3 separate regions of the Mus musculus genome follow, and all the other regions are linked to region 3. Evidence: chromatin loops called from intact Hi-C (ENCODE). Cell type or tissue: left cerebral cortex. All regions are shown on one strand.

Evidence for each region. Hi-C counts contacts between places; a loop is a spot of excess contacts. Peaks named below come from ENCODE experiments on the same cell type or tissue, not always from the same donor. Only the 100,000 strongest peaks of a DNase experiment are listed, where the experiment ranks them.
Region 1: it touches region 3 in a loop (1.8-fold over the local background); 2 of 42 quality-filtered maps call a loop at or near these places.
Region 2: a loop joins it to region 3, with 1.8 times the contacts of the local background. A loop is called at or near these places in 5 of 42 quality-filtered maps.

What each region holds. Positions count from the first base shown.
Region 1 is chr1:34,326,834-34,334,833 of GRCm38, reverse strand. No RefSeq gene overlaps it. Among named protein-coding and RNA genes, the nearest start is that of Mir5103, 100 kb to the left of the region's middle. In left cerebral cortex, no CTCF peak of the experiment used is centred here; DNase peaks (open chromatin) are centred at 2,871 and 3,180.
Region 2 is chr1:34,311,435-34,319,434 of GRCm38, reverse strand. No RefSeq gene overlaps it. Among named protein-coding and RNA genes, the nearest start is that of Mir5103, 120 kb to the left of the region's middle. In left cerebral cortex, no CTCF peak of the experiment used is centred here; no DNase peak of the experiment used is centred here.
Region 3 is chr1:34,376,476-34,384,475 of GRCm38, reverse strand. No RefSeq gene overlaps it. Among named protein-coding and RNA genes, the nearest start is that of Mir5103, 53 kb to the left of the region's middle. In left cerebral cortex, no CTCF peak of the experiment used is centred here; a DNase peak (open chromatin) is centred at 4,907.

The DNA.
Region 1 (8,000 bases), 50 kb after region 3:
GTGTGAGACACGCCTCTCCTAGGCCTATAAAGCAGCACCAGTTCTGGGCTCGGGGTCTCTTCCCCTCTACAATCAAGCTCTCCCAATAAACCTGTGCAGAAGGATCCTGTTGCAGCGTCGTTCTTCCTGGCCAGTCGAGCGCGTGCAAGAATTTCCTAATGATATTAAGCTGAGTAGATATGTAGCCCAACTGCCTTCAAATATTTATATTTATACCCTTAGAGTACTGTTGTTATCTGATCTTTTTGCAGTGGGCAATGGTTCGTGCAGAGACCCACCACTAGGCAAAAAAGACAAAAAAAGGGATGGGCTGTTGAGTGTGCAGCCCTAATCAGGACATCTGTATTGCCTCCTCCAAGATCTAGGGAGCGTGATGCGAAATGGAGAAAGAAAGATTTTTAAGAGCGGAAGAATAGTGAGAGTCCTATAATACACTTTCTTCTAGACGTGATATGGCTGACATGATCGTGAACACACACCAGCTATTGCTGCGTGTACAAGACCTACACAAAAACAGTAAGACGTGAAGGGAGGATGGGGACTCATGGGAAGTAGGAAAGGCCCCGTAGAGAGGGAAAGAGATGGTAACAGAATGAAGATGTTCACAACACATCGCTTACACGTGTGACGTTGCCAATATTTAAATTTAAGAAACGATAAAGAAAAAACCCCCCAAAACTATAAAGATATAATGAGAGGCCAGATTCCCCCCCAACATTGGAGGTGGTTACTCTAATAGCAATTCAGAGGAGAGGGCCTGAAACCAATTCCCACAGCTCACCGAAATCTTCAGGATTTTAGTTGGCCTAACTCTCTAGGCCACTTCACCTTAATTAGAGACTAAGCTAACCTAGATGCCCATTCTAACATTTTGTGTTCTTCCCCTGCATCGTTCTCTCTGCCCGGAAGTTCCACTGCCCACTTCCAGTTACAGATAATGGCCAACAGATCTTTATTACAACCAATTAGTAGCAAGATGACCTCTGATACAATTCTAGAGTGCCTTTAGGCAGGCGAGGAAGGATGAATATTTGCAAAACAGAAACCCTGGTGATGGGTGATAGAAATGACAATAACCAAAATCCTGCTAGCATTTAGCACTTAGTTCTGTAGATTTAACAATTGAAAATACAGAAGCACACCTTCATACAATGTGAAAAGAAAGGAAAAGAAAAAGAAAAAGAAGAGAAAAGAAAGGAAAAGAAAAGAAAGGTTCTCTCAACAGAAGATTAAGTTATGCTCAATCCCCAAGACATAAGTAGGCAGGGCAAGGGGACCAGAGAGGATCTAAAAGGGAACCTGACTCACTGTGGCTGCACACATCTTCTCATGGGTGTCTTGAATGACCCTCTCATTCAGACCAGCAGCAGAGCACAGGTATTCTGTGCCTGACAACCCAGCGTTTTCAAACATCAAATCCTCAGGAGGCTCACCTGAAGGATGCTTTTTGTCAGTCTGTTTATCTCTTTGCTATCACTTCCATAATCGTACCCAAGGGTGCTAACACACAGTGAGACAAACCAATGGGGAAAAGATCCATAGGTCAGACAAAAAAATTAAATATTCTCTTGAACATCATTAGGCTCGATATCCTTAAGTACACTCTCGAGAACTACTTTGAAAAGATCTTAGAGACTATGCTGTAGAAATCACGTGTGAAATGGAACAGCACCTTTATATGGTGAGCTGGTGAATGACAGCCACTGCATCGATTATTTTCCATTCATGCTAGGGACTTAAGTTTCATAAAATATGCAAATTTTTTAAACTAAAGAGAGACAGATGAAGTGAGCAGATATAAACTGAAAAAGGCAAGTAAGCACGAAATCACACGGCACAGCCCTCCTTAGCTATGAGACTTGAATATAGTTTGCTCAGGAGAGTTCGCTTCTTATTTGTTCATCTTTGTATTTATGTTTATATGCATGTGGCTGCATGCATGCCACTCTCCTAATGCCATGTATGTCTTGGGGATTGAGCTCGAGTTTTCAGACTTGGCAGCAAGAGCCATCACCCGCTGAGCCATCTCTCTGGCCCAAGAGAGGTCGTTTCTAAGTTAATCTTCTTTTCAATCACAAATGAAGAACAGTTACAAACTTTACTGCTAGTTGCATATAGTTCACATTAAAGTCTATAATTCAGACTCTTTTAAGGGAGTTATTACAGAGTATAGGAAAACAGAAAAAGAAAAAGGCAGATATCTGGCTTTAAACATTGATAGGGAAGTTCTTTGTTTTTTTAAATATGGTTTTAAAAGTATTTTTAAAGATATTTATTTATTTATTTATTTATTTATTTATTTATTTAGTATTTTGTATATGAGGGTCCTACCTCCATGTACGTATGTGTATCACCTGCTTGCCTTGGGCCCTCAAAGACCAGAAGAAGGGCTTCAGAGTCCCTGGGACTGGAGTTCAATATGATTGCAAGCTCCGTGTGGGTGCTGGGAATTGAACCATGGTCTTCTGCAAGAGCAATAAGCGCTCTTAACCACTGAGCCAACTCACCAGTCCAGATAGGGGAGTTTTCAAAATGTACTGAACATATACAGGGACCCATAGTTGGGAGTGCTGGGCTACTGTGGGCTTTGTTTGTGGCTAACATAGCACAGAGCACCAAGTTAGGCACAGGGGACAGTGATCCTATGAACTGCCCATGTCTTCTTACACATCTGGTGGGTGTCATCTTCCTTTCTTTCAAACAGATGAAATTGGCTCCTCATATGGAACTGATAGAAAGTCAAAGACTGAGCCCAGTGCGGTAAGAAACTGTTAAAGGATTAGCACTGGCTTTGCTGGAAGAGTAATTATGCTGAGTTACAGACACATCTGCCACACACCCACTAAATTATCAGAGAGGCCAGATTTCCCCCACGGCCTCCTTCTTGGATGTTTTTCAATTTCCAAATATGATACAGTGCTCCAGTTAGTGCTTACAAGCATTTTTCCTCAAAGAAACTTAAAATAAATCTTAGAAGAAGTGAAATGTTTCTTGGAGACTCCCCTTCTTCTCCAGTTGCCCAGCGGGGAACAAAGTAATATTCTCTGTAGCATTTGTTTGTACTTTTCAAAGTTCTCGATGGGCATTGCTCTGATAAATACCAGGTCATGTGCATTAATTCATCTGGTAAAGGACAATAATGTTAGCAAGCTTCTTTCAGCTCTGCCGAGAGGAGTCTACAAAGCCATGACAGGGTAGCTTCATGTCTGCCAACTCGTTCCTTAAATGGGATTTGATGGCTGGTGTGTGCCAGTCATGGCTTTAAGCTGTGAGAAGTGGGTAGAGAGATGGCTCGTTCAGTGGTTAAGGGGAGCAGCTGCTCTCCCAGAGGACCTGAATTGATTCCCAGTGCCCGTAGGGCACTCACCACTGCCTGTAAGTCCAATTGCAGAGGAACTAGATGCCTTCTTCTGGCCTGCAAGGTCATCAGGCACACATATGGTCCACTGATGTGCATGAAGGTAAAACACCCATACACTTAAAATAGTAAAATAAAATTTAAAAATGAGAACAAGCCATGAGAAGGCAGCAGTATGAAAATCACCGTCCTCCTATGGCTCTCAACCCCCAGAACCCAGCAGGATCCTCTTACAAGTCTCCATCCAGTTATAGATCCATTGATACCTAGCAGTGTATGAAACTTGGGTGTGCAAAGGTTTTGAGATGCATCAATGCGGAATGGTACTTAAGTAAACGATAGAAATGGCAAGAGACCCAAACTATGGTTTAATTTTCTCAATTCAGAAAAGTTACCATTTCAAATATGGGGAAATTTTATCTGCTTACAATACAGAAAAGCAACCACCCCATGGCCCTCTTTAGTATTTCTCAAGGAAGAGAGTGAACTTCCCTTAGCTATGAAGTGAGGACATCAAAGTGTTCCTCCTATCCAAGCACAGCACACAGACTCATCCCATGTAAAAGTATCACATCAAAGTATTCTTCATATCTAGGCGTGGCACACAGACTCATCTTGCACAGGAAGTATCATGTGTGTTTTCACTAAAATGCTCGCACCAAGTCCTAGTAAGAGATCCTATAGTAGTGGGAGGTTTGCGTCTAGAATCACAAGTTTTGGTGTCTAGGGCTGCAAACCCAGTCCCTCCTCCTCCACTGTGTCTTGTTCTTGAGGATCACAGCTCACGTGAATGTTAAGATCTTAGTGTCAAGAAATAACCAGAAGAACAGTTTCCTTTTCCGCTGAACTGCCGGAGATGCTCGCCACCTGACCGCAGAGAGAAGGAGAGGGACACAGAAACCAGCTGCACTACTTTGTACTTTGCCTGGGGTTTTCAGCTCTTCCTAATTCACCAGATGCTGTCTGTGCCCTCAATGTCCGATCCTACCTGCCCTTGGGGGGTTGGAGGTGAAGTGGTGTGGAATCCAAACACACAGACTCCAAGAGCATGTGCAACAAGCTCACCTGAACGCTGCTCCAAGCTCCTTTAATACCCTCCACCTGTGCCCCATGGGTCCCAAGAAAGCACGTCTTCTAAACAGCAGTTCCTGATTGGCTGCCATTGTCAGCAATCCTTGGTCTCTCAGGCAGTCTTCAATTTGAGCCTCCTGGAGGAGAATGCCTTTGTGGCTGTGCAGCCCCCAGCAGTTTCATAGAAGTGGCCACTGCCATTCTTCCCGCAACCAGACAACCTTCAGGGATGACAGAGGTAGGGCACTAACTGGAAAACCTCAGAGACGCGTAACTCAGGATGGTTCTACCTTCTAAGTGCATAGATCATCGAAACCTGTATGTGGAAGGGTCTTTGTTAGGGGGGTGTGACTAAGGCAGAGAGAATAAACGTGATAAATGAGACTTTTCCTTTGGGAGAAAATCTTGTTTCTATCCACATCATCTCAAGGTAGTAATGTACACCAACTTGGAAAACTCCTTTAGCTCTGCTGTTACTTCTCATATTTCTCATAAAGCAAAACGTTAAAAAATTAATTAAGCTATAACTACATCTTTTTTCCCACCTTCTCTTCCGTCCTATGTCTCTTCCCCCTTCCAAATTCATAGCTTTCTCTAGCCATTGTTGTTACATATATGTATAAGCAAACATAAATGTAGCCGGCTGAGTCTTTTCAGTGTTTTCTGCCTGTATATATTTCTAGGGACGACCACTTGGTACTGGATCACCCATCAAGGGCTCATCCCTGGGAAGACTAATGTTTCCTCAGTTACTTGTTGACTGCTTACAGCTCTTCATTTAGAGGTAGGGACCCATGAGATTTCCTCAATTCATGTTAGGGTATCAACTGTTGTTGGAATTACCCAGGTCTTGTTTAGGCAGTATTATTGTTGAGATTTGATGGGTGTGGCTTCCCTGACTAGTTAGAAGGCGCAATCTCATGGCAGGTCCTCTCTGTCTCTGACTTTAATAAAATTGTTCTTCTGTTTCTATTCTCCTAGATTCTCCTTAATTACTAAAACATTTACCAGGTCACACAGTTAGCATTATGGCTTTTCATTTTCTTAGGAACCCTGGTAGAGACACAATGAAACTCCTTTGTATACATTTTAATTTAAAGACAACATTTTTCTTAGCATTAGGGATGCACCATGGCAGACCATGTTCAGGTTCGCAGAAGCCCTGCACACTCTACCACCCTCTCCAAAACCCTTTCTGGGAGAACGCTTTTTCGTGTCCATAGCTGACAATAGAAATGACCATCTGCTGAGTGGACTTAACTGCTCCCAGGAACCACCCTAAGCGTCTATGCTGAAGCCACCCTCGCAGGGACAATCTGGCTGTCTGGACTGAGAGATGTAAATCACGTCAAAGTTCTGTCTTGGCCTATGATCTGGCCATTGCCTGTTGGTCTGTCATCTTTACACCAAAGGAGCCTGATGTCCATCTTCTTCAGGACACAGCAGCTCAGGCCCTGTCCTCCTGCCTGTTGCTTGTAAGCTTTCTTCAATTCACCCCCCCCCCCCACCCCCCAGAGCTGGAATTCTAGATAAGCTCTGCAGGAGGTGCTGGAGAGCAGCTCCCGTGCCAAGTGGCTCTGACTTGCAGTGTGTGTCAAGGACCCGGTTGCAAGGTTGCAACCACAATCTTTTACGGTTTTAGAAAGGAATCCTGCTAAGCGGCCAAAAGGAGTCATTTGGTGTCAGGTGGGTGAGATCACCTTATCAGTGTAAAAAGCTAATGACAAGTGAAGAATTACAAAACCCTCTCAGACATTACTTAAAAGATGAGAGCGTTCTCAGCGTTCACCAAAAGATGAAACCCTATGCTAAACTTCAGGGGGAGCCAGTTGCTCACACCCATATTCAGCCCCACAACCACTTACATACGAGAAATGCTAATTGGACTCAGCAGAATATATAAATGTGTGTGTGTGTGTGTGTGTGTGTGTGTGTGTGTGTGTGTGTGTGTGTGTGTGTAAAACAATGATAAAGGACAACATACATTTTAGAAGGGAATGTAGATGGGCTTGAAGGCATGAGGGAGGGATATGATGAAAATACATTGTACTTGTGTATAAAATTCTCATAAATAAATAGAATAGGTTTATTGCTATCCCCAGAGTATAATGGAGGGGAACAAGTATTCTCAATGCATACGAGTCTGATTAATATGGTGGTGGTTGAAAGTGTACTGTAAACAATTCCTTCTGAAGTTAACTAACAATCAAAGATACAGCCTTGGAACGGCTAATTTAACCAAGGAACCATCTTCCTTAGTTCACTGATGTCAATTCATGCAGACCAATGTTAACTCTAAAAAACCCAACCAACCAACCAACCAACCAACCAAAACCAGCAAGGCAACCACAAGCAGACCTGACAGGGTTCCAACCGCCATCCTAAATAGTTGACTTTAAGGTTGCTCATCCATCCCTCTATTGCAGACAGCAGCTAACCCAGAGAGAAGCGCCCAGCTCTCCACAGTTCTTACATCTGATGGGGTATAAACTCTCCATGGTTCTTGTGTCTGGTGGATATAGGCAGGCAGCTTTATTTTTTCTCATAAATTAGATGCTCTTACCACAGCTGTTCTTCTTCTAGTCCTGGGCATGAGCCTTAAGTACCATGGCAACCTGGTTACTTCTTATCCACTTTTCCTTCCCATCCAAATCACATAGATGTGGCCAAGCTCTGGCCCTGTGACTTACTTCTGGGGAGTGGGGAGTTCTGTTGGCTCTCTGGGTCTTTGCTCCATTTCCCTTGATGGCCAGCAGGACTGTGTAATATTTGGTACTGTGTGCCATAACTGAGAAGCCAAAAAAGCTCCTACTGCGGGCTTTCCATGATAAAGCTCTGGTTCGTAAATTGTCTATAAAACATCATAAAGGGAATTCCTTTTAGACTGTACCAAGAGCAGTTTCCAGGTTATGTAGAGGTTTAGAGTTGTCCCCAAGTCTGAAGGATGCTCGAAACACAGTGTGACTGAGCAGAAGCAACATCAAAATTAACCACAACCGACACCATAGAGCCAGCCCTGATCCAGGCTTAAATATTGACCAAACAAGACACGCCCTCGTTTGTGTGGTGGGAGCCAAGTCTGCAAAGTGGGTCGCCCCATAGTGGAAACCTCCACAGTCTGCCCTCTGCTCCTGCCCTGCTGGCTGCTCCCGTCCTGTGTGCTTGATACATTTGTCTTTTTCTACTCTGAATAAAACCCAGCACTCCGATATAAAAGCCTGCTTGCCTTTGCCAGCCCATCTCCCAGCCTATTGAGGCCCTTGGGTTTTTGAGAAGGAGGTATTTGGCTAACAACACTGTAGAGCTGCTAAGTCACACATGTGTTAAAACCTCAAGAGCCGTTCTTCCCCAAAGTAAGCTTTTAGGGAACAGCAGCTGAGCAAGGCGACCTTGGCAAAGGCAGGGGAGTGACTGGGTGCCAAGTTCAAGAGGTCAAGAGCTATGCAGCACATACCACCCCTTTATGGAAGGCCCTGTTAAGGGGCAATCATACTCTAAGGAGAGTTAAGCAGGGAATCCTGCACAGAAGAAAGTTCCATATGAGAGACAAATAAAGTAAGCAAGCGAGCGG
Region 2 (8,000 bases), 65 kb after region 3:
TGCCAGACCTGAGACGTTTAAATGCCAGATTTAAAACTCAGTGGAAAGCCCTGTCAACATAACAGATTACGTGGAAAATGGTACCAGAGCTGGATGACAAGGGAGGAGAATTGGACCATGCAGTAAAGGTCAGTTGGAAATTGAAAATGATGTCAGTGGAATTAAGGGTTTTCTGGGACACCAGGAAAAGACAAAATCTTCAAGTTATGGACACAGAAAGAGAAGAATAGCTTATCAACCACATAGAAAACACTTTCAACGAAATCATAGAAGAAGAAAAATAACCCAAAAATCTAGAGAAAGAGACGCCGGGTAAGTACAGGAAGGTTACAGATCACTAATTAGACTTTACAAAAAATGAAACTCCCATAACATGTTATGCTTAAAACACAAAAATGAATCCTCCCCAAATGCTTTGGTCATGGGGTATCGTGACAATAAAATCCCAAAGTAAGACTTAAATTTGTACCAAGTGTGGGGTATTGCTGTGACAGCTGCAGAAGTGTAGCTGGACCCTGGAAGATAAGCTGTGTAAGATGCAGAGGGCAGAGCCAGAGAAGTGGCCCATGCCCTTTGGAGGAGCCCAGAAGATCAGAACCCATCTCTGGTCCTCACTGGGCACACCTGGAGCTGAGCCCTTGTCTCCAGGATGCTCAGGCTGGTATCTACATGGGTCCATCAGTATTTTCAGAAACCAGGTCATAGAAATGCAATATTAAGCAGAGTTCCAGTTTAGGGACTAAGAAGGCAACATACCCAGTTTAAAAAATACAATATGTTTTGTTAAGTTTTAATTTTAGGGAGACGAAGACTAATATTTAGCCTAGAATGCTCTGTTTGCTATCTTGACCATACCTGTACTATTTCCCTCCAAGTGTTTAGGTGAAATTCTAATTTAGCCTCATGCCCAGTAGAGAGAGACACAGAGAGAGAGAGAGAGAGAGAGAGAGAGAGAGAGAGAGAGAGAGAGAGAGAGAGAGAGAGAGGGAGAGAGAGAGAATACAGATCATGAAGAATCAGGTAATTAATTAATTAAGCAAATGCATCCCCAAAAGTGGGATTGAGCTAGCTGACAGGGAAGCCCCAAAGCACCTTAAATGTAGATTTTTCAGAGAACTTAAGATCACAATGTCTAAAGAATCTAAAGACCACAATGCTCGTCTACTAGCTTAGGAGCTCCCAACATTTGATTGGTCAGGCAGGGCTAATATCCAAATCTAATTTTCTCCCAGAGCATCCCACATTCATAGCATTAAAAAAAAGTCTGGAAATTTTTTGTGAAGTTGAGACTATAAATCTGACAGTAGACCAAACACCTGTATGGCCTCTCATGCTCTGGTGCACACTCTAGCAGGGTTATGTCTGTGTGCACAGGCTCACATTCAGAGAACACCGCATTGTGCTCTTCAGAAATCTGAAGGGCACAAACACCCCGTGCTGTCCCATGCACTCTGAAGTGCATCCAGGGGCTTTTAATAAATGATGAGGTAATGCCCCAAGGGGGTCTCACAGCAACTATAAAACAGCTCACCCATGATTGGACGTTAATCTATAAACAACTACCAAGACGGAGTTTTGCATAGTTTATAAAAACCACCCATCCACATTTAGTTTTTACGGATCCTAGAGAAGAGCCAAAAGAATAGTGGGAGTTATTTTGAAGATTCTGACTCCTCTCTCCCTACCCACCTGATTAGTATTCTAATCTGTATTTTTGCAGCCTCTGTGCTAGGAATCATGTTTTCTTCTCACTCAACACGTTGAGGTAGAAGGAACGCCATATTGCCGATCAGATATCACCTACAAGTGATATTGCGGGAATCCTTCTGGAGTAAGCTCTTTGACACCAATGAGAGGGGAAGAGAGGAGATGCCATCGGTGAACTGAAGCCAGGACAGCTCCTGAAAGGCTTCAATCCCAGGCCCAGTTTGTATTCTCATTGCATACGTTAAAACCTCAAGGTAGAGGTAGGCGAGCATGTGAGGTTTTACCTAGGCGAATGTGTCTGTCAGCAGGCTGTTATTTCTCCAGGTTATTCTGTAGCAAGTGACGTCACACCTGGCAAACAGGCATTACAAGCAGGGCTTTAAGGCACACTAAATAAATCAATAGACCAGTAATTAATTTTTTTCTGCCATATTCTACCTCACTGGGGCTCTGAGAATTACATATCCCAGACTCCTTACTAAGCAGAGAAGCCCGTTTAATAACACCATCAGTGGAGATCTGGCTACCAGTGGCTCAGGCAGCGCCAACTGTCTAGGGCAACAGTGTTTCCAGATTGTGTTACTTTTGTTCAAGGCAGTATCTTCTTCAGGCTTCTTGCCTCGCTTCTAATTTGAATGCAAGGATCACTCTTCATCCTGTGTCACCCATGAACAGAAATACAACTCAAAAAAATACAACTCATCTAATTTATGCAAACTGTCTTCATGTGGGAGTTTAATGTTGGGAGAGATTAGAAAACAAACAAACAAACAAACACAAACCAGGAAAGCTGGGCTTGGTGGTAAACTCCTTTGATCCCTTGCATTTGGGAGGCAGAGACAGGCAGGTATCTTTGAAATGTAAGGTCAGTCTGCTCTACACAGCGGGGTTCCAGGCTAGCCAAAACTACACAGCAAGGTTTTGTCTCAAACAAAAAAGCAAAAAGCAGGAAGGTTTCATGAGGCCACAGGAAGGCAACGGGAGAAGGAGAGTTTTGGCATGTGGTGCAGATTCAAAATGTGAAGTGGATTTGTGCTCAGCTTCATGGAGAAATCCTTGGCTTTGGTGGATAATATGTAAATGCTATTTAGGATTAGACTGAATTCTGGTTCTGTGGCTTGTGGGAGCCACCTTATGCCAAGAGTCAGCAGTCTTGGCTTATGATTACTGACCTCCTATCTGAGACACCGTTCTCAAGTCTCTCAATGTCAAGAATGGCCTTGATCTTCTTTCTATCAGACTGAAAATGATTCCCAAATTAGATATATAATGGTCAGTGCCAGAGGTAGAGTGAGTGATGGTGAACAATGAACACACTGAACAATGGGGCACATTGAACAATGGTATTGTGGGCAGGTATTAGGGCGGAATCATTACCGTTACATTCTAGTACATTTAGAATTCAAGTATGAAAGTAAATGGAACCAGAACTGTGGCTTCAGGAATGTCACCATGTCCCTTTACTTCCCCCTGGGAGAAATATCAAATACGAGTCTTTTCCATCAAATAGGATAAAACTTGTGTTCAGGACAAGGAATTAAAATCTTTTCATCTCCCCCTCCTGACACACACCTGGTAAGACTTTAATGCAAATGTTTTAATGTTTAATCCTCCCTATCTAGTAAAGCCTTCGTTCACTCAAAGGGCCACTGCTCTACTGCTCTGTTGCAGGAATTGGATGGCTTGCAGCAGTGACGCTTTCCCCTCTTCTTCTTCCTTTCCAGTGCACCGATTCTTTTTAGACCAGCCAGCTGAATAATATTGTGAGGTCTGACCCCAGCCGCCAATGGAGGAAAGACGCAGCCACCATCTTCCTTAGAATAAAAATCAAATCCATACTCCCTGTCTCTGTGCATTGCACTTCTCAGTGCACCCTCTCAATCAAGAGTACATTTTGTCCTGTATAGACACTTCGATTAAAATGGAGGGCTACTTCTCTTTGACTCCTGATAGATCACTGGAGCTGTAGAACAGGGTTCCTCTGAGATGACAGATGACCTCGGCCAGCACAGAAAGGGAACTCTGTTGGGACAGCCTGTCTTCCCAGTCTCTCTCACCCTGGGCAAACAAGCTCAGGAATTGTTGACTTGCAACAATTTCCTCGTGCTCAAGTCCCACACCCTGCCCCTGTAAAGGGTCACAGTCAGCTTTTTCCCCTGGCAGAGACCTTAATTGCCCATGGAAGAGAGGCTGCTGCCTTGCTGTGTGTGCTAATAAGCCTAGTCCAACTGGTTATGGGGTGGAAAACCAAACACTGAGATGTCACGAGGTAAATTTTATTTTATGGCTGGGCCACACTTCGTCTCCTCAGAAGTAGGAGGATGAAGCAGCCCTGACCAAAAGCGGGGGAAACTTTTTAACACGTGAGCAAGTGATTTAGAACGTGGAATTTTGTAATCAGTTCACAGAACAAACCATGAAACAATGAAAAGAACTTATGATATGTGAATCACAGGAGTATAGAGAAAGAACAAGTTAAAAAAAAAAAAACCAACAACAACAACGACCAAGTTGACTAGCTGGGGACATGATTTCAGGGAGAAAGACACCATAAGAAACAATATCAGAACAAATCAAACATTCTGCTTAACTGAGGAAGGAAAAATGGAGTTGGCTGTCCCTTAACACCAGTCTGTTTTAGGTCAGACTCTGGTCTCCTTCCCTCCTGCTCTGCGTCAAAATGTTTCCTGGGAAGATGTAACACAAACATCAACTCGACCCAAACAGGGAGCCCACGACAGATAACACCAAAGTCCAACTTGGTGAACTGAGTTTTATGGCGGTTACTCACAGGCATATGGGTAAAAGGGTTACTCACAGGTATGTGAGAGATAACTTACAGGTATATGGGTAAGGAGTTACTCACAGCTATATGGGTGAGGAGTTACTCACAGGTATATGGGTGAGGGTATATTTACAGTTATGTAGGTGAGGGGTAACTTACAGGTATATGGGTGAGGGGTCACTCACAGGTCTATGAGTGAGGAGTTACTCACAGCTATATGGATGAGGAGTTACTCACAGGTATATGGGTGAGGGTATATTTACAGTTATGTAGGTGAGGGGTAACTTACAGGTATAAGGGTTATTTATAGGAGCACAATGACTCAAAGATAGCTATGTCACCAAAGGCTACCCCAACGTGGATGACAGCTCACAAAAGATGGGAATCTGGAGCACGGCTTGCAGGCAGCTCAATAGGTTGGAAAGCGGTTTTTTTCCAAGTAACTTAGTTGGTCTAAGCGTCTTCCAGGCAGCTGGTCTAGTATCAGTCTTCACTATATTTTAGTGGCTCTTCTGAGAAGGACTCTCAGCTTTTGTATCTTACTCTGCCTGTTCTGGAAGGGCCTAGTGATTCTGGTCAGTTTCAGGGACTTCCTGAAGCTATTTTGAGTTGTTTACTTTCCTGTTTAAAGAATGTCTCTGCAGGATAGAATGGTTTTTTTTTGTTTGTTTGTTTGTTTTTAAGATTTACCTATTTATTATATGTAAGTACACTGTAGCTGTCTTCAGACACTCCAGAAGAGGGAGTCAGATCTTGTTACAGATGGCTGTGAGCCACCATGTGGTTGCTGGGATTTGAACTCTGGACCTTCGGAAGAACAGTCGGGTGCTCTTACCCACTGAGCCATCTCACCAGCCCCGATAGAATGTTTTAATCCCAGAGGAAATTGCTTTGCAACATTTTCTGAAAGTCTTCAACCACATTATACATTGGAGGATCGTACCATATCTGAGAAAAGCCCAACCAGGAACATTGAAACACAGATGGACACCAGTATTGTTAAGGTCCCACCTTAACGGGGCCTGAGATGTTAAAAGAACTGGAAAAAAATCCTGGAAGAAATTCACATGCAAACTGTTAAGTAGCTGTGCAGCCATTAGCAGGCCTGCGAGGGTTAGGGATGAACCCCTGTTTCCTGAAAAGAATCAGCTTTGCCCCTACCAAGATTTAAAACACCATATGAAGAGGTTATCAGAGCTTTGTCAAGGTCCAGGAGAGGGAAGAGATTTCCTGTTAGAAGGAAGGAAAGGATTCTACCTCTAGCTCTGGGGGGAGACATGACTGATATTCTAAGTTGTCCCAAATATTGTAGTGTTCTTCTCCTTAAGAGTTCATCCAACTGGGCTTCCCAATCACTGGGCCAGGAGAGGGCCCTTCAGAAAAGCACACAAACCTGAAGAAATGCTGAGGTATTGGGAGCATTCATCATCAGAATGAGATAATGTATTTATATTTATAGATACACCAGAAGACACACTGCCCCTCCCCCATGACAGGATCAGTATCAGGACTGGTAAGACCAAGTTCTAGGCACAATGAGATTTATTTGTCCTAGGGGGACAAAGGGTAGGGAATTAGAGACAAAGACATGAGATTAGGGAGAAGGGGAAGGGAACAAGGGAGAGGGACAAGAGGTATTTGTCTCAGAGGGAGATAAAAGGCAGCCTCTTGATAGGAGACAGACATGGTCCATAGGCAAATGGCAGTTTATAACGGTAAACAGGGAACCCCATATTAGGATGAGGTTCATCATTTTAATTGGGCATGTTAATTAGGTGAGCCAATGGGGGTTTGGATTGTTGAACTTCAATACTCTGATAGCTGGACCTTAGTCAGCTTTAGTAGTCAGCCTTAGGAGGAGACAGTGGCCAAATAAGGGAACAGACCTTGGTGGCTAGCTTTAGGAATGTAATCTAACTGTTTTTAGCAAGGCATAGGGAATGCGGGAGAAGGGCAAGGCCTGCCAAAGCCATGTTTGTCATGCTCTGGCTGGCTAGTCTCTTTACCCTCTACTCCCTTGGGGCTGTTATCTGTTGATCTTCACCAAATCAGCCTAGTTTTCTAAGTCAGAAAGTGTAACTTGTCCTCATCCCGGCCCTTTGTCGATGTCACTTGTCTGTTGCTCGGGAGATACACCGCGGCCAAGGCAACTCTTCTAAAAGCATTTCATTGGGGTGTGCTAACACTTTTAGAGCTTTAGTCCATTTCCATCAGGATGGGAAGCATGGTAGCAGGTATGGCCCAGGAGCACAAGCTGAGAGCTACATTCTGATCCAAAGCTGGAGTGGGGAGACACTGGGCTTGGAGTGAGCTTTTGAAACTTCCAAGCCCACTCCCAGGGACAGTTTCTCCAACAAGACCACATGTCTCCTCTCAAATACTGCCACTTCCCCGTGACTGAACATTCAAACTATGAGCCCATGGGGGCCATTTTTCTTCAAACCACCACACCCCTCCATCTGTTTTTTGAATACTTGCCGACATCTTAAGCATTCTTGCCTCTACACTCCAGACAAGTTCACTTTCTCTGCTGTACTGCTTGCCAACTTCCATTGCTGACCTTTCGTGTTTTCCTGGACCCTAATGCAAAGGGTTCCTCTTCTCCATTTTCCTCTGCAGAGCAGCTAACATTTATAGCTTGACTTCCCCTTGTTTTTTTTTTCCCCCACAAACTTTACTACAATGGTCAGTTTCCTTCTCAGTCCATTGAAATTCCCTCACCAACAAGACAAAGTTCCTACAGAAAGGAACCCTAATTTCCTGTAACAGAACCTTTAAAACTCTTTATTCAGATAGGCTAGCAAGAAGCCTGGAGACCAACGGCAGAGAGGTTAGATTCCAAAATCATGGGAACTAAACCTCCTTCTCCTTACCCCAGGGCAAAGTAACTTTAGTTTTAAGAATAGCAACAATCTACAAGAGTATTTTATTTTTACTTTGGGAAATATTTGGAAGATTTCTTAACCTCAAAATGACTTTAGTTTTCAATAAAGGAGAATAAAGGAATTATGTGAAATTCCTTTCAAGAGTTGGGGTGCAGCTCATTCCTGGGGTGATCGTCTACCACATGTGAGACAAGGGGATGGGGAGGGGGGAGGGAGGGAGGACCTTCCTAAGTATCCGAAGCTCATCAGGAAGCTCTGAGGATACAGTTGGTAGCCTTTACTTTTGAGTCATGGATGTGCCAATATAGACCCCAATGAATTTTGGTTCACTAAATCAGATTCGAGTGGAATTTCTCTGGTCTGCCCTTCATCCTTTATCTAGGGTGAATAGATGGCTAGTTACTTCTCCCTAAGAATAGTCCCAGGACAGAGGACAGAGGAGGGAGGAAGTTGGGGACAGAAGGATAGGAGGAGTTTCCTTTGTGCATACAGTTTTGCATATTAATTTAGCATATCAGAAGGAGCAGCAAGGGGGGAAAAAAGAACCCTATTTTGTTGGTTCTCATTCTAACCACTCAACCTCTATCTCCTAATTGGCATGCATTGTGTTGTTGCCAGTTCTA
Region 3 (8,000 bases):
ATCCTTCTAGAGCTAGCTCTCCAATGGCATGGATAGCATCCATCAATCAGTACCTCATCTTCTTTTGGCTAGTGGAGTCAGCCAACCAAAGACAGCAGTGGAAGCTAAAAGGATAGGAGGGAAATGAGCCTAAGACATAACGTCTCTGCTTTCCTCCCAGTTAGCTGATGGCTGCCATTGGCAGTCTTCTCTCTCCAGACACTTTCTCTGGGCTCTTTGCTCTCCTAGCAGTAATTGTTTCCATTACTTCCTGGTTTCTAACCCCCCGCCCCCACACTTTAGAATTTGTGCCTTTACACTGTGGGTGGGTTTTTAAGTTTTTATTTAAAATTTTTATTTATTTTGATGCATGTGTATGAATGGTTTGCTGCATGAATGTAAGAGCACCATGTGATTTTTTTTCAGAAGTCCTGGGGCTGGAGTTATGAATGGTTGTACCATGTGGCAACCCAGGTCCTCTCTAAAAGCAATACGTGCCCTTAATGGTTGAGCCATCTCTCCAGCCCAAACACTGTGGCTTCATATTTCCTAGTCACGTCATGTGACTTGCTGGGATCCTGACACATGCAGAATCATAATGTGCTCTGAATAACGCACTGAATGGTCACATGTGACTTGGGGTAGACCCAGAAAGAGACAAGGCAGGGAGAAAGACAGTGGAACGGAAGTGAGGACACACACACATTTTTCTCTGTTCAGATGTGCCCCATGCTGAATCCACATGAAGATGTTAAGTGTGTGCTTGGGGAGGAAGATTCATCTTTAGAGATGGAGGCTTAGGATCTCTCACCACATGCCACCAAGTCATTCTAGCATTGAATGCAGAAGAAGGAGAATTCCAAGTATAAGGCTAGCCTGTGCTACATAGGATGACTACTTCTTATTCACAAAATGCTGCCGCTGCTGCCACCACTACAGGAAAAAAAGAAAGAGAGAAAGGAAGAGAGGGGAGGAGAGAAGGGGGAGGGAAGAAGGAAAGGAGGGAGGAAGTGAGAGAGGAAGAAAAGGGAGAGGAGAGGGAGGGAGAGAGGAAGGAAGGGAGGGAGGAAGGAAAAACAAATGCACTTCCTGGTTATGGGTGAGAACTCAAGAACAGGTCTCTTAAGATAAAACTCAAAATTTAGCTATTTGCTACAACACTTGAGGAGACATATCTGTAGCCAGAGCAGTTTCCAGGGAGTTGGGTTGTAGATATCAAGTCCTTGAGAATTCCACAGTGAAGAAAAAGAGGCTACGGAGGCAGGTAAGGAGACCTGCAGCCAGTCAGGTGGTAGAGAAAGACCAAGTGTCTTAGTCAGGGTTTCTATTCCTGCACAAACATCATGACCAAAAAGCAAGTTGGGGAGGAAAGGGTTTATTCAGCTTACATTTCCATGTTGCTGTTCATCACCAAAGGAAGTCAGGACTGGAACTCAAGCAGGTCAGAAAGCAGGAGCTGATGCAGAGGCCATGGAGGGATGTTCTTTACTGGCTTGCTTCCCCTGGCTTGCTCAGCTTGCTTTCTTATAGAACCCAAGACTACCAGCCCAGGGATGGCACCACCCACAAGGGGCCCTCCCTCCTTGATCACTAATTGAGAAAATGCCCCACAGCTGGATCTCATGGAGGCATTTCCTCACCTGAAGCTCCTTTCTCTGTGATAACCCCAGCTGTGTCAAGTTGACACAAAACCAGCCAGTACAGATGCCAGGGAAGAACCAGAAGAGAGAAAGCATAGAGGAGTTTTTCACTTTAATCTTTTGAGACAGGGATGCCTGTAACCCAGGCTGGCCTTGAACTCCTGATCTTCCTGCCTTCACTTCCCAAGTTCTAGGATTGCAAGAGTTCTCCATCAAGGGAGGATTTTTAGATGAGACAAATGTGAGAGACTCTGCATTCAGAGGGGTAATTTTTCAGAGAACAACAGTTTCTGGCAAAGAGGACAAGAGGACCCCAGTAGGTTACAGTTGGTTAGACAGGATCATACCCATAACCTGCAGGGAGACATTGAGGCTACATGAACATGTGGATAACTCTTGGAGACATGAGCACCAAGTTAAGACATTTTACCACCTCACATTTCTGAAAAAGTCAATAAGCTGGGGCTTTTATGAGGGTTGAGTCACGAGGGTTTTGACAGTGACACGAGAAAAGATAAAAGGCAAAGCTTGTATAACCGAAGAACCAAGAGTGGAGGTGTGCAGTGCCCAAAGCCAGGGTGTGGTAGTGCAGGCCTTTAATCCCAGCACTTGGGAGGCAGAAGCAGGCAGACTTCTGAGTTCAAGGCCAGCTTATTCTACAGAGCAAGTTCCAGGACAGTCAGGGCTACACAGAGAAACCCTGTCTTGGAAAACAAAAACCAAGCAAGCCAAGGGACTTTAACAACTAAGCGACAACAGATGAATACAAATAACCAGACCAGGGGAAGACAATGCTTACCTTCACCCGCCCTTGTGCCCTGCCCCAAAACGGGTCTTACTGAAAGTTACCAAACTGTCAGTTGAGAGGAGGAGGTAGTGGGAAGAAACTACACTGGTGTCAAGTACACAGATGTGATATGTGACATTTTGTGGACTGTGAGTCATCTAAAACAAATTGAAGTCAGAGAAGAGTGAAATGGTATATCATTAAACTGTAAACATACATAGAGTAACAGTATACTGCACACACACACACCACTTAATTACTAAAGATTAAACCCAGGATCTCACGGAAGCTCCTTACATCTGAGCTAGCTTCCTAGACTGGGCATGGTTCTATTGCTGCAATGCTGAAAAGCGAGCCCAGGTCCTTGGGGGTGCTAGACCTGTGCTCTGCCACTCAGCTATGCTCCCAACCCTGTATACTTTTTAAAAAATTAAATATATTTTAATGAGATTTCTCATTCTTTTATGGTGTTATAAATTCTGTGGTCTTGCTACATCATTTCCCCCTTAAAACAGAGAGCTATTGGTTTAGGGATTAGTAGTCAACACCTGCATTGCAATGTGAGAATGAAGGGCAGAGGATTGTGTGTTTGAGTTCATAACTTGCGTTAAAACAGCAAGTGTAAGATCTACCTGGTCTACATAACAAGACCTAGTCTCAAAAACAAAACAAAACACAGCGAGAAAACAAAAAGCAAAATTAAACAAAATAGAAAACATTTAGGCTCTTTTCAAAATGTTTTTCTACTCACCAACGTTACAATGAGGAGCCTTATACATACACTACTTTAATGGCTGTCTATAGATAGGACACCTGTACTCAGAGTGGCTGGGCAGAAAGCACATGTAGTTATTATCTGATACCATGCCAATTTCTTTCTACCTCTACAACAGAACGTTCTAAAATGTTTCATGGTTTGTTTGGTGGAAAGTATTCCATATATTGCACTTTTTAAAAATTGGTCATTTCCCTGTCTGAACAGCTGCTAAACTGTTTGTTGGCTGGCACATTATTTAATATTCCTAGAAGCAGAAAGACTGCAGTGAACCTTATTGAGGGAAAGAAAGAAAGAAAGACAGAAAGAAAGAAAGAAAGAAAGAAAGAAAGAAAGAGAGAAAGAGAGAGAGAGAGAGAGAGAAAGAAAGAAAGAAAGAAAGAAAGAAAGAAAGAAAGAAAGAAGGAAAGAAAGAAAAAACTGCATTAGTTTGGCTTTGTTTAGCCATGAGTTTTAGTGCTGGTAGATGTCGTTAGGTTCAACAAGGTGTTTCTAAACATAAATACATGAAAATAATACTATGTATTGGGTTAGCAAAAATGTTGTGAACAAGGGGCTCATGAGAAACTAATCGTGTATGTTCCTGAAGCACAATAACTCATAATGTTCACAGTGATTCTACTGATTGTAAGAGTTGCAATTATTTCCCAATAATCATTGAGTTTTAGAATGCATACACACGTAAATCTATACCTCTCAACAGTACTCATCCCTTCCCCCCCGCTCCTCCATATCCCCATGTGCACGTGCCCATATAACCATAAAACTGTTCATAATTTACAAGGTCAGTTTTATGGTTGTATTTACTTACATCACATGTTTGTGTGATTTAATTAAACAGGGATCAGGTATAAAGTTAAAAGTTAGCTAAAATGGATGACAGGAATAAACACCTGAATCCAGGTGTTACCTACCATCTGGTCTACGCCCTCTGCCCCTCCCACCCTGAGCAGATGGCATCTGCTCAAACAGAACCCATGTGGTGGGGAAGAATGGAGTGACCACATGGTTGTTACTCCAAGGAGAAACGGGGAGTACGCTTTCACTTCATTCTTGAGATATTTATCTAGGGATAGTGCAAGCCCCTGGCCTGACTTACAAAGACATGCTTGGAGCCCTTGGTTAGTAGATCTACAGAATTTTCAACGAGACAGTTACTTATATTTTTTGGTGTCACGTAAGATATACAAGTCACTTTGGGCAACCACAACAAAGCTCACCTTAATCAAGCGTGGCTAGGATTGTCCCCAGATGAGTGGGAATCTTAAAATGAGAGGTCTTTTGGCAATTCTTAGATGAAATTATCGACAGCTATATTTTAAAGGGGGGCTGAAAGTTGTATTTTAAAAAGCAGCTTCCACCCGAGCTGATGATGTATGCCTTTAATCCCAGCACTCTGGAGGCAGAGGCAGGTGGATCTTTCTGAGTTTGATGCCAGTCTGGTCTACAAAGCAGGTTCCAGGACAGCCAAGGCTATGCAGAGAAATCCTGACCCCACCCCCCCAAAAAAAAACCAGCTTCCAGATTGGAAGCCACATTTCAGCATCCCAGGTCATCAAATCTCAGGTGGCTGCTTTCTAAATCCCAACAGCAACAGCTTTACACAATGGCACGAGACAAAGGCTCCTCTGGCCCACGGTCTTCAGTGACAGCTATTTGACTTCAGCAGTAGATACGAATCTGTGACCTACATGCAAATCATGCCTGGTGACGCAAACTGCACACTGTGGAGGAGGCTGGGAATGAAAGCATCCAATCTGACAAGCGATAGATTTACCACTCCTGGGGCAGTAAGCGGTTAGCATTGCCAGGGCCGGGGAGCCGTATTGTGCATGGTGTGTACAGTGATATTTTGTTGACCTTTCAGAGTCCTGTGAGTAATTCCGCTTGTGTGAGCTCAAGCGCTCTGAAACTGCACTAATATATATATTGGAAGGGCTATCTGGGGACCGCCCCACCTGGGGATCTATCCTGTCTGCAGACACCAAACGCCCGGTACTGTTGCCGTTGCCAAGAGGCTCTTGCTGACAGGAACCTGGTGTGGCGGTTCCCTGGGAGGTTCTGCCAGCACCTGACCAATGCAGATGCAGATGCTTGCAGCCAACCATCTGACTGAGCTTGGGGACCCCCGGTGGGGGACCTGGCAAAAAGACTGGAGGAGCAGAGGGGATTGCAACCCCATAGGAAGAACGATGTTGGCTGGCCAGACCACCCAGTGCTCCGAGGTACTAGACCAACCAAGTACAGTACAGGGAAGGATGGCTGCAGATACATATGTAGCAGAGGATGGCGTTGTCACTAATGGGAGGGGAGGCCCTTGGTCCTGTGGAGATTTGATGCCCCAGTGATACTGGAGGGGTGGGGCAGGAGTGGGTGAGAAAGCACCCGGTTAAGGGCAAAGAGGAGGGGGAAGAGGAAAAATGGGATGGTGGGTTGTGGAGGGGAAACCAAAAAGGGTGTTATCATTTGAAATGTAAATGAATGGAATGATTAATAAAAAATTAAAAAGAAAAAAAAACAAATAAATACGTATTTACTTTATTTTATATGTATGAATGTTTGTCTGCATATATGTATGCATACTACATGTGTGCCTGGTGCCCAAGGAAGGCAGAAGAGAGTATGAGGACCCCTGGAACTGGTTGTGAGCCTCTATGTAGGGGCTGGGAATCAAACCTGGGTCCTCTGCAAGAGCAATAAGAGCTCTAAAGCATGGCATCTTCGCTCCAGCCCCAAAAGATTCCTGTGCGTACCACTGGTTATTCCAAGTGCTCGTCTCTATGTGAAACAAGAGGTTTTTTTTCATTATCTCTATCGTCCAATGATCATATCTGAAATGTCAGATGGACCTGTTGATCTTAGAGAGACCCTACAAGGCAGTGCTTATAGGCTGAAGTGAGTTGAGAAACAAATTCTCTGCTCTTCTCATCCCCTTGGCTCTCTGTCTGGTACGGCTTAAATTGTGACTTTCCTCCCCCATTCTGCATTAGTTCTTCGTCTCATTGCAGCAGCAACAAGTCTGGCAAAAGACAATTAAGAAAGAACGGTTTATTTCTGCTTGTAGTGGCCGAGGTAGCTGCTTTCTTGTTCTGATCTTAACCTGATTCCATTTTATGTCTTCTCAGGGATTTTTCTACCTCTCAAACCTGTAGTTCTTTTCATGGCCCTGACCATGCCCAGAGGAACAACCAAAACATCTGTTGAATGCTTAGCCAAAACAAAGGTCACCCGGTTCCCCTGACCGACACCTGGCAATGACATCATTTCATTTCTTGCCTTTATAAATGATGTACTCCTGAGCTTGGTGCCAAGAGTTCTTTGGGGGCAAGAGCCTGCTCTCAATCACCTGCTAATAAAAGACTCGACTTTGGCTTTATATGCACACTGGTCTGTAGCTTTCTCAATTGGGTTCTAACAACAGGGCTATAGTTCATCATGGAAGAGAAGGTATGAGAGGAATCGCAGAGGAAACAGCCGGTCATGCTGTGTCCAGAGTCAGGAAGAGACCGAAATATTCACGTCATTGTCTCCTTTTTCTTCAGTCCGGGTCCCCATCCTACGGAATGTTACGGCCCACAGTTAGAGTGGGTCATCCTACTTCAGACAAGGTAATCTCGACATGATCACAGACTTGTTTCCACGGTGATCCTAAATTTCATCAAGCTGACCAGGGAAACTCACAATCACACACTCCAGAATGCCAATCCCCAACACCATTGTGTTCGGAGACAGGGATTTTAAGAAGCGGTTGAAGTAAAATAATATACGTGTCTTAGTTACTTTTCTATTACTGTGCTGGGTCACCAAGGCAATTTACAAAAGAAAGTGTTTAAAGGATTTGACAGATTCAGAGAATGAGAGTGGCTGACCATCTCTCATGGTTATAAGAGATGGTATAGCATGGTAGCAGGCAGGTAGGCAGGCATGGTGCTTAAGCAGTTGCTGAGAGCTCACATCTGATCAAGCTCTGAGGCATGAATCAGAGAGAGAGAGAGAGAGAGAGAGAGAGAGAGAGAGAGAGAGAGAGAGAGAGAGAGAGAGAGAGAGAGAGAGAGAGAGAGAGAGAGAGAGAGAGAGAGAGAGAGAGAGAGAGAGAGAGAGAGAGAGAGAGAGAGAGAGAGAGAGAGAGAGAGAGAACTAACTGAAAATGGTATGGATTTCTAAAACTTTAAAGTCCACCCCCAGAGACACACCTTCTTTAACAAGACCACACCTCCTTATCCTTCCAAAAAGTCCCAGCACCTGGGGATTAAGTATTCCAACCTGAGAACATGGGGGCTGTTTGTATCCAATCAACCACAGCAAGGAAGTGTTGTAAGCTAGAAGCTTCTTGACCTTCTAAAACAATGATTCTCGCTCGACCTGTGAGTCATGACTCCTTTAGGAGTTGAACAACCCTTTCATAGGGCTCACCTAAGACCATTGGAAAACACAAGCATTTACATTATGATTCATAATAGTAGCAAGATTACAGTTATGAAGTAGCAACAAAAATAATTTTGTGGTCTGGGATCGCCATTACATGAAGAACTGTATTAAAGGGTCTCAGTATAAGGAAGGTGGAGAACCACTGTTCTAAGAGACGATCTCTCCCTGGTGTCCTCTCCTTTTCCTTACTCCTACTCCCTCCATTGATAAACCTCTTTTACACCAGATCTCTTGCATGGCATAATTTCTCAGGGCTACCCCTTGGCATGGGCTGCCAAAAGTACTAGATCTCTTGCTGCATATTTCGTAACAGCTGGAGCTCTGGTGTAGTCTCCACTCCTGCATGGAGGCTGCTGTTCTTCATTATTCTGATTAAAGGAGTCCATTGTGT